Regions from separate parts of the Homo sapiens genome. Here regions 2, 3 and 4 are each linked to region 1. Evidence: read pairs that join two places in POLR2A ChIA-PET (ENCODE). Cell type or tissue: IMR-90. All regions are shown on one strand. Region 1 overlaps TTC7A (tetratricopeptide repeat domain 7A). Region 2 overlaps EPCAM-DT (EPCAM divergent transcript). Region 3 overlaps STPG4 (sperm-tail PG-rich repeat containing 4). Region 4 overlaps EPCAM-DT (EPCAM divergent transcript).

The links. Peaks named below come from ENCODE experiments on the same cell type or tissue, not always from the same donor. Only the 100,000 strongest peaks of a DNase experiment are listed, where the experiment ranks them.
Region 2: POLR2A ChIA-PET joins it to region 1 with 16 read pairs; 3 of 35 experiments call an interaction of 5 or more read pairs at or near these places.
Region 3: POLR2A ChIA-PET joins it to region 1 with 20 read pairs; 5 of 35 experiments call an interaction of 5 or more read pairs at or near these places.
Region 4: POLR2A ChIA-PET joins it to region 1 with 11 read pairs; 9 of 35 experiments call an interaction of 5 or more read pairs at or near these places.

What each region holds. Positions count from the first base shown.
Region 1 is chr2:47,064,645-47,067,144 of GRCh38, forward strand. The region is part of intron 19 of TTC7A (tetratricopeptide repeat domain 7A); the gene reads left to right. Among named protein-coding and RNA genes, the nearest start is that of STPG4, 89 kb to the right of the region's middle. RefSeq lists an enhancer at 1,744-2,302. In IMR-90, no CTCF peak of the experiment used is centred here; a DNase peak (open chromatin) is centred at 1,467; H3K27ac peaks cover 1,825 bases.
Region 2 is chr2:47,220,068-47,222,567 of GRCh38, forward strand. All of the region lies in intron 3 of EPCAM-DT (EPCAM divergent transcript), which reads right to left. It overlaps LOC105374588 (a long non-coding RNA gene), which reads left to right. Exons shown (of 2, transcript XR_940063.3): 2 at 1,017-1,290. Among named protein-coding and RNA genes, the nearest start is that of CALM2, 45 kb to the left of the region's middle. In IMR-90, no CTCF peak of the experiment used is centred here; a DNase peak (open chromatin) is centred at 1,174; H3K27ac peaks cover 495 bases.
Region 3 is chr2:47,135,956-47,138,455 of GRCh38, forward strand. The region is part of intron 3 of STPG4 (sperm-tail PG-rich repeat containing 4); the gene reads right to left. Among named protein-coding and RNA genes, the nearest start is that of STPG4, 18 kb to the right of the region's middle. In IMR-90, no CTCF peak of the experiment used is centred here; no DNase peak of the experiment used is centred here.
Region 4 is chr2:47,293,802-47,296,301 of GRCh38, forward strand. The region is part of intron 3 of EPCAM-DT (EPCAM divergent transcript); the gene reads right to left. Among named protein-coding and RNA genes, the nearest start is that of BCYRN1, 40 kb to the right of the region's middle. In IMR-90, no CTCF peak of the experiment used is centred here; no DNase peak of the experiment used is centred here.

The sequences.
Region 1 (2,500 bases):
AGAAGAGGTACCTGAGGAAACCAGGGAGTCCCAACAGTGACTGGTGGAATGGTTGGGTCATTGAGAGCCCTCCCAGGAAGGGGGTTCCTTTGAAGTCACCTGACCTTCATGGTGGGAGGGTCATTGGTTGGTCATGAAGCTGAGATTAGAGCACCTCAGGGAATGACTGGCTTGACTTGGTTTCCCAGTGTAAGGAAGGAAAAAACAATTTTCCCTCTACCTTTCTGAGTTCTTAGCTGGGACCTTGGTAACAGGAGACAGATTAACAAGGAAAAACAAACAGAACTTTATTAACATGTATAAAATGTATTCATGGGAGATACTCAGGGAAAACGAGAAAAGCTTAAAGAAGTAGCTTAGAGGCCCAGCTCAGTGGCTCACGCCTGTAATCCCAGCAGTTTGGGAGGCCGAGGCGGGCGGATCACGAGGTCAGGAGATCGAGACCATCCTGGCTAACACGGTGAAACCCCATCTCTACTAAAAATACAAAAAATTAGCCGGGCGTGGTGGTGGGCGCCTGTAGTCCCAGCTACTCGGGAATCTGAGGCAGGAGAATGGCGTGAACCTGGGAGGCGGAGCTTGCAATGAGCCAAGATCACGCCACTGCACTCCAGCCTGGGTGACAGAGCGAGACTCCGTCTCAAAAAGGAAAAAAATGAGGTAGCTTAGAACTGTGGCTTACATAGCATTTTCAACCAAGAGCATACAATTTAAAAGAAGCAATGAGACAAAGAAAAAGGACTTGGAGTCTCTGGGGATGGCAAATTGTGGGAAGACAAATCAATGGGAAACTAATGGTAGACAAAGGCCAGTTAGCAGCGCTTGTTATGTAGATTCCTTTGTGCCATCTCCAGGCTGATAAGGTTCTAACGTTGTCTTCTGTGATCAACCTTTGTCCTTCCTGGTTGAGAGGGGAGGAGGAACACCCTTATAAATTTATATCCTGCTTTTAGGCAAATAGGGGGAGGGCAGAGAGCTTTTCTTTTCTCTGCTTCTTCTCAGTTGCCTTCAGCTCAAAACAGTCCTTACGCCCAAGTGACATATTTGGGGGTGGCATGTTCTGCTATCCTTCAGCAGCCCCTGAAGAAGGTCCTAGCCCTGGCCACAGAGCCACCCACTCTCCCTGCCCTCAGCTTGGCTAAGGAGAGTGTGGACACTTTGGTGCAGCTTGTCTGCACTGCAAGAGACAACTTGACACCCTCAAGCATGAGTGGACAAGCGAGGTGTCTGGGTGGCACTCTGCCCTCTTCTCCCAGGGGCAGACTCTGGAGAGGAGGAGTTTCCTGGTCCCTCCCCTTCCCCAGCCCCTCCCCTCCTCATGCTTTCTTCTTGGTGAGGGAGCTCCAGGCTCTCCAGAACCTCTCCCTGTCAGGCACCCCAGCAGTAGTGGGGAGATGGCTCTGCATGAGCTTTGGCTAATTTGGTAATTCCTGGGATGCAGTTACTGAAGCATTCCTGGCATGTGACCCAGCTTCTTCTCTCCCCAAATGCCCCTGGAAAGACAGGAAGACAGTGTTGTTATCTGCATTCCTCTTGATGACAGAGTGACGATGAATGATTTCCCTTTATTGGTTCCCTCTTGCTGCCAGTGTGGAGCAGGCCGCCTCATTCTTTAAGTGGGTTTGCAGGATCAAGAGCGTGGGTATGGCCTCAGAGCCTCTCATCCCTCACCCCAGGCTGTGGCATGAGGGGGCACATCTTAAATCCCCAGAAGCTCCCTACTGCCACCCCTGGTACCTCCCAAGGCGGGACCTGAGTCACTGAGGGCCAGAGCTCTGCCCATCCAAGCCCAGAGCCTTTTTAGGTGCTCTGGGACTCTAACAAGAAGGCTCTGGTCTCTAAGGCCAAAAGGATGAACTCTCTGGCCACACAGAGCTTCACCCATCACCCCCTCCGCCTGCTGGCTGGCCCTCTCCCCCATCATGGAGGGTTGGACCAGATATGAGAGGTGACAAACCTAAGACAAGCAGCCCTGCGTTATGGGGGCGCTTGAGGGTTACTTTCCTCACTGGGTGTCTCAGTCCATTTTGTGTTGCTGTAACAGAATATCTGAGGCTGGGTAATTTATTATTATATTTTGTTTTTATTTTTTGTAGAGACAAGGTCTCACTATGTTGCCCAGGTTAGTCTTGAACTCCTGGGCTCAAGGAATCCTTCCGCCTCAGCCTCCAAAAGTGCTGGGATTACAGGCATGAGCCACCATGTGTGGCCTTTTTAAAAAATATATTTTTTATAGTAATTTACAATAAGCAGAAACTTTTTATTTGGCTCACAGTTCTGGAGGCTGAGAAGTCAAAGATCGAGGGGCACATCTGGCGAGGGCCTTCTTGCTGCCTCATCCCATGGCGGAAGGTGGAGGGGCAAGAGAGTGTGAGAGAAGGGGAAGCCGAACTCATCCTTTTACCAGGAACCCCCTCCCAAGATAACAGCATCAATCCATTCAGGAGGGCAAAGCCCGCCTGACCTCATCACCTCTTAAAGGTCTCACACTTCAATTCTG
Region 2 (2,500 bases), 160 kb after region 1:
TGAGGAGGTGGCCTGTGAGCCAGGATGGAGGAAAGGCATTCTAGGCAAGGAGCCTTGCGAAACAACTGCCCAGTAGCCCGGGATCCCTGCACACCTTTTCCTGGCAGTCTCCCAGCGCAGGGAGATGAGCTATAGTCAGAACGAGGACCCAAGCAAGCGAGGAATTAATCTCAGGTACTGACTGGTCCATGGAGGGCTGCAGTGGTCTCTCACCACCCCAAATCTCACCCTGGCCAGGGCCGAGATGTTTGCGGATCTAGGCTGCTCCCCACAGCAGTGCTGGAGGGGCTGTCCCATTGTCCCTGCATCCACACATCCTATCCCCAGATTAGTTAATGGAACTTAGTGGGCTGCCATTACGTTTTGCTTGGGTAAAATATCCAAATTGTTTAACCTCTCTGCACGTGTTTTCTCATCTACAAAATAAGGATGAGAGCTAGCTTGCAAGGCTCTGGGGTGGAGATGAAGATTCAGCAAAGAAGTTAAGTTTCATAAAGCTATCATGCTTGCTAGCAGGCATTCCATAGACAGTTAGTTTAAATTGCTGTTATTCATATTATATTGATTATTCTGCCCCAGCCTGTGAGCCACGTCAACTCTTAGAGGAACAGCAATAGAGCACAGGAATGGCACATAGAACATGGGCTCTGAGCACAAAAACGAGCTGTGTAACTCAAGTTATTTAAACTCTCTCTGCCTCATTTGCCTCATCTGCATACTGGGGTTACTAACAGACCCTACCTCATGGAGTTTGGGAGGATTAAATGAGTTCATCCGTATAAAGCTGTTAGTACGGCGTCTGGCACCTGGTAAGGGCCCAGATGTCCACTGCTGTAGTGTATTGCAGTAGATTGTTTCCAAAGGTGGCTGCAACAATTTGTCCCATTGAAATATGAAGAGACAGAGTCTGTTTCCTTCCCCTTGAATCTTGGCTGGCCCTATGACTTGTGGAAGAAGTGACGTTCTGGGACTTCTGGGCCATAAGAGTCCTTGCAGCTTCCATTTTTACCCTCTAGAAAGCCAGTTTCCACGTAAAGAAATCTAAGCAACTTGCTAGGGAGGCCACATGGAGACAGTGAAACCCCAGAGGATGAGAAACCACTTGAAAAAGAGCGAAGGCACCCAGTGGACAGCCAGCACCCGCCGCCGGATGTGAATGAGGCTGTCTTGCATTCCTAAGATGCTGCAGCTGACATGAGGTGAAGCAAAGATGAGTGTCCCAGCTGAGCCTGGCCAAGCTCCTGACTCACGGAATCCTGAAAAATAAATGGTTGTCATTTTATGTTGTTACATATTGGAGTGGTTTGTTAAACAGCAATAGGTTACTGAAATATATATGTACAAACATACATATACACACATATGAAATACATAAATACATAACATACACACATATACACATGACTTCACCCATTATGTGTTGATTTTCTAGTTTCATTCTCATAGACTAACCTATGGCATCTTGGCATCTCTTTAATATCCTACCTATATAATCAACCAGAGGGAGTTAAGTCAAAGGGTAAAATAATCCAGAAAAAGTGAAAAGTCATAGTCTCCACTCTTGGGACGCTTACGGTTAAAATGACTAAGGTACCATGAAACACAGATTTTAAAGCCCTCACATTTGCATAAAGTTTTGGACTTTCAAGGAACTATCAGAAATCATATTGATTTTCCTTCAAAGCATCTAAAAGCAAATAGTTAACACTTTGACGAATATTTTTTAAGTGCCAGGCACTAATCTAAGCGCTATACATGTAATGCATAGTGTGGCAAGTTGTACTTTCTGCAGATGGCTGCCATGATATTTCCCATCCTACATGCTCTTCCTGAACCATGATGTTGACACTCCACCCATCGAGTGGTGGGGTCTATGTTCCCTCTTTTTTAACCTGGGTTGGGCTTTGTGACTGCATTGGCCAACAGAATACATCAAAAGTGAAGCTATGTGACTTCCAAGGCTAGATCATAAACATGCCACACACTTCTGCCTAGCTTGCTTTTAGAAACTAGCCTCCATGCTGGGAGAAAGCACAAGTCGCATAGAAAGACCACATTGTAGATATTTTGGCTGACAGCCAGCATCCACCACCACACATGTGAGTGAGCAAGGCTTCGAGATGATTCTGGCTCTAGCCCCAGCCATTGTCTGACTGCCATGGCATGAGAAACGCTGAACAAGAACCACCTCCTCGGGTCCAGTCAATCCCCATTAAATGATTGTTGTTTTAAGCCACCAAATTTTGAGATGATTTTTTATACAGCAATAAATAACCAGGACACACGGTTACTTCAATGATTATTTGATTGCCTACATCCCCCTACCAAAGTGTAAGCTGAAAGAAAGTGGAAACTGAGTTTGTCTTATTTACAGCTGTGTCCCTAGGATCTAGTTCGAGTAGATTTCTGTTAAGATTTTGTTAAATGAGGCCGGGCATGGTGGCTCACATCTGTAATCTCAGCACTTTGGGAGGCCAAGGTGGGTGGACTGCCTGAGCTC
Region 3 (2,500 bases), 71 kb after region 1:
TTGGCTATTCTAGGTTTTTGCCTTTCCATATATACTTTAGACTGTTTGTTGATAGCCACAAAATAACATTCTCTAATTATTATTGGGATTGCATGGAATTTAAAGATCAAATTGGGAAGAACTGACATCTTGACAATATTGATCTTCCTATCCACGGGAAATCTCTTCATTTATTGAGTTCTTCTTTGATTTCTTTCTTTTTTTTTTGAGACAGAGTTTCACTCTTGTTGCCCAGGCTGGAGGGAAATGGCGCAATCTCAGCTCACTGCAACCTCTGCCTCCCAGGTTCAAGCGATTGTCCTGCCTCAGCTTCCCGAGTAGCTGGGGTTATGGGCGCCTGCCACCATGCCCAGCTAATTTTTTGTATTTTTCAGTAGAGACGGGGTTTCACTATGTTGGCCAGGCTGGTCTCAAACTCCTGACCTCAGGTGATGCACCCGCTTTGGCCTCCCAAAGTGCTGGGATTACAGGCATGAGCCACCACGCCCAGCCAAGTTCTTCTTTGATTTCTTTCATCAGTTTGTTGTTTTCCTCATTTAGATCGTGTACATATTTTGTTAGATTTATACCTAAGTATGTCATCTTTCGGCGTCCTAATGTGAAGTCATTATATATGTGTGTGTTCTTGACCTTACCAGTAATATTTTATTTTATAATGCAAATAATCCTTCTATCATCATGAGTTTTGACACACGTAGTTTGAGAAGGAAGAGAAGTAAATTCATTTCATCTAATCTTACAATTTCTAGCCAAATGTTTGGTCAATGGAAGAGAGAGAAAGGCATGCTTTTTGAAAGCATGTGTTTTAAAATTCAAATTCCACTTTTTCATTGCTGGTATATATACCAGTATATAGAAAAGTAATCGACTTTTGTATATTAACCTTTATCCTGCAAACTTGCTATAATTTGTTACTAGTTTCAGGAATTTTTGTTGATTCTTTTGGATTTTCTACATAGGCAATCATGTTATCTGTGAACAAGGCAGTTCTTTTTCTTCCTTCCCAATCAGTATACCTTTTATTTCCTTTTGTTGTCTTGTTCCATTAGCTGTAACTTCCACTACAATGTTGAAAAGGAATGGTGAGAGAGGACATCCTTGCCTTTTTCCTGATCTTAGTGGGAAAGCTTCTAGTTTCTCACCATTAAGTATGATGCTAGCTGTAGGTTTTTTGTAGATACTCTTTATCAAATTGAGGAAGTTCCTATTTCTAGTTTACTGAGAATTATTTTCATAAATGGATGTTGAATTTTCTCAAATGCTTTTTCTGCATCTATTGACATGATTATGTGACTTTTCTTTTTTAGCTGTTGATGTGATAGATTATTTGATTTTTAAAATATTGAGCCAGCATTGCATACCTGGGATAAATCTCACTTGGTTGCGATGTATAATTTTTTAATACATTGTTAGACTTAATTTGCTATCATTTTGTTGAGGATTTTTACAACTATGTTCATGAGACATATTGGTCTGTAGTTTTCGTTTTTTGTAATGTCTTTGTCTGGTTTTGGTATTATGATGACACTGGCCTAATAGAATGAGTTAGGAGGTGTGTCCCCTGCCCTCTATCTTCTGAAAGGGATTAGTAAAGAATTGGCATAATTCCTTCCTTAAATATTTGATAGAATTCACCTGTGAACGCATCTGGGCCTAGCAATGTCTATTTTGAAAAGTTATAATCACTGATTCAATTTAATAGATATAGGCCTATTCAGACTCTATTTCTTTTCATGTCAGTTGTGGAAAATTCTGTCTTTCAAGTAATTGGTTCATTTTATCTAGGTAATCAAATTTGTGGAAATAGGGTTATTCAGAATATTCCTTTACTGTCCTTTTTAATGTCAATAGGATCTGTAGTGATGTCTCCTCTTTTGTGTCTAATATTAGTCATTTGTGTTTTCTCTCTTTTTTCTTAGTTAGCCTAGATAGATGCTTATCAATTTTATTATCTTTTCAAAGAATCAGCTCTGAGTTCCTTGATTTTCTCTATTGATTTTCTGTTTTCAATTTCATTGACTTCTGCTCTAATTTTTATTATTTCTTTTCTTTCACTTACTTTGGATTTAATTTACTCTTCTTTTTCTGGTTTCCTAAGGTGCAGACTTACATGATTAATTTTTGGTTTTTCTTCTTTTCTAATACATGCATTCAATACTATAAATTTCCCTCTAAGCATTGCTTTTGCTACATCCCACAAATTTTGTTAAATTTTGTTTTCACTTCCACTTAGTTCAAAGTATTTTAACATTTCTCTTCAGACATTTTTCTAACAACACAGATCCATGTGTTATTTAGAAGTGTGTTGTTTAATCTCCACATATTTTGGGGTTTTCTAGTTATCTTTGTGTTATTGATTTGTAGTTTAATTCAGTTTAATTCCATTGTGGTCTGAGAGCAGACATTGTATAATTTCTATTCCTTTAAATTTGTTAAGGTTTTTTTTTTTTTTTGGAGATGGAGTCTTACTCTGTCACCCAGGCTATAGTGCAGTGGTGTG
Region 4 (2,500 bases), 230 kb after region 1:
TGTATTCTTATTGCTCTGGCATTTGAGGCTTTGATCCTAAAGAGACTGCTCCTCCCAGGGCTTGCCAATGTTTAACATACAAATGTTTAATATACAAACCAATCAACCCAGAGCCCACACCCCAATCATCTCCTTTTTCAAACTCCCACACATCAGGCCAATATTCTCCCCACCCTAAATCACTCCAAAGCCAGGCACCAAACAACTAAGGAACACCCCCTATTGCCCAGAGCCCCCTGAAATTATTCAAACTATCCAGTCCTAAACTTTCTCAGTGTACCTACCCTGCCTGGCTCATTCCTTCCTGTGAAAACCCCAGTAAAGCCTCTGGGCCATGCTCCCCGCTTCTGCCTCCTGACCAGCGTGGGTGTGTCCCCTTGTCTCTCTGTGTGGCATGCCAACCGTCTCTAGGCGTCTGTGAGGGCAAACTTCTTTCTTCATGATAATCATTTCTCTGTCTGCATGTCTTACCATACCTGATTGAAACAAATTCTGAGTGCATTTTTAGAACAGACTGCTAATTATTAATATTAGCTTGGTACTGGCCAGGCACGGTGGCTCACGCCTGGAATCCCAACACTTTGAGAGGCCAAGGCAGGTGGATCACTTTAGATCAGGATTGAGTGTTACCTTGATTTGATTAAAGGTTGCAGTATTGATCCTGGCTGTGTCTGTGAGGGCGTTGCCAAAGGAGATTACCATTTGAGTCAGTGGGCTGGGGAAGGCAGGCCCACCCATAACCGGGTGGGTGCCATCTAATCAGCAGCCAGAGAATATAAAGCAGGCAGAAGAACGTGAAGAGAGGAGACAGGCTTAGCCTCGTAGCCTCCGTCTTTCTCCCATGCTGGATGCTTCCTGCCCTGGAACATCGGACTTCAAGCTCTTCAGTTTTGGGACTTGGACTGGTTCTCCTTGCTCCTCAGCTTGCAGACAGCCTATTGTGGGACCTTGTGATTGTGTAAGTTAATATTTAATAACATATATATATATTCTATTAATTCTGTCCCTCTAAGAGAACCCTAACAAATACAATGGTGAAACCCTGTCTGTACTAAAAATACAAAAACTAGTTGGGCGTGGTGGTAGGCACCTGTAATCCCAGCTGCTTGGGAGGCTGAGGCATTAGAATTGCTTGAACCCAGGAGGTGGAGGTTGCGGTGAGTCGAGATCGCACCACTGCACTCCAGCCTGGGGACAGAGCAAGACCGTGTCTCAAAAAAAAAATACTTTTTTGTATATATTATGTATATGTATATATTATCTTGATACCTATTGCATTTCCTTTCCTTCTCTTGAGATCCCTATAATGAGTAAAAGTGACAGATTCCTACAGTCTGTGGAAGGGGATCAGAATATGCCACCCCAAAATATACTAGTTTGGCATTAGGATTATTTTCAGCTGAAGGCAATTAAGAAATAGCAGGCTCAGGAGAAACTCTCTGCCCTCCCCCTTTCTTCTGAAAGCAGAGCATAGAGTTCCCTTTTGTAAAAGTAACATAAATTCCCGTTTGTAAAAGTGTCTCCCTCTCCCATACCAGGAAGAGAAGACTATTAATCACCTGACGTGACTCTTCTCACTTCAGTCTGCACCCAACTTGAGTCTGCATAACAAACCTTACTAAAAAATTCTTCTCTACAATTAGTTCCCCCATATATTTACCTTCCCAAAATTTGTTTCCACTGGGAACCCAAGCCCCTTTTCCTTTGTGTAGTTACTTCTCCACAATTTATTGCCCTTTATTAAAACAACATTTAGGCCCTGGGTCCAACCACTTGTTTGGGTTTTCACTTGTTTTCTGTGTAATTCTTGCACATAAAATTAAAAACATTCAGTAAGTTTGCAAGCCTTTTTTTCTCCTGTTAATCTCTCTTTTGTCAGTTTAATCCATAGGCTTCAGGCACAGAACATAAAAGAATAGAGAAAAAGTTTTGCCTCACCTACACTATTAACCAAGCTTCTCCACAAAGAAGGCAACCACAAGTATGCAGGGCTACAGTTGCAAGCAGATCCCCCTAAGCGGCCAGTTACTTTTCCTCTGTGGGGAGGGCAAAGGCTTTTCTTATTTACATCTGCACAAACAAGAACCATAGCTTCAGTGTGCCTTCAGGAAAACTCAAAAGAAAACCAACCAAACAAAAATAAATATCTGCAGGTATATGACTCTGAGAGTATAAAACTGGACAGAGGCTGTGGGTCACTACTTTCTCCCTACCCACTCCAAAGATGTTTCAAGGTTCCATCCCATAGAATTCCTTAAACAAAGAAATAACCGTAGAAACCTGCAAGCCCAGATCTCTCCATCACCCTTTGAGGCTTTCACAGACTTTCCAGCACAAACAGTGGAAGACCAGCTCCTTTCCCAGGCTTCTAGCCTTTAAACTGGAAGACAGTCAAACTCCAATTGTCTACCAGGCCTTTTTTTTCTGGACAACACCTCTGGCACCCAGACCAGGCCTTTCAGACTCTTCTGAAAGACAATAACTAGGTTCTAGCAGTTTC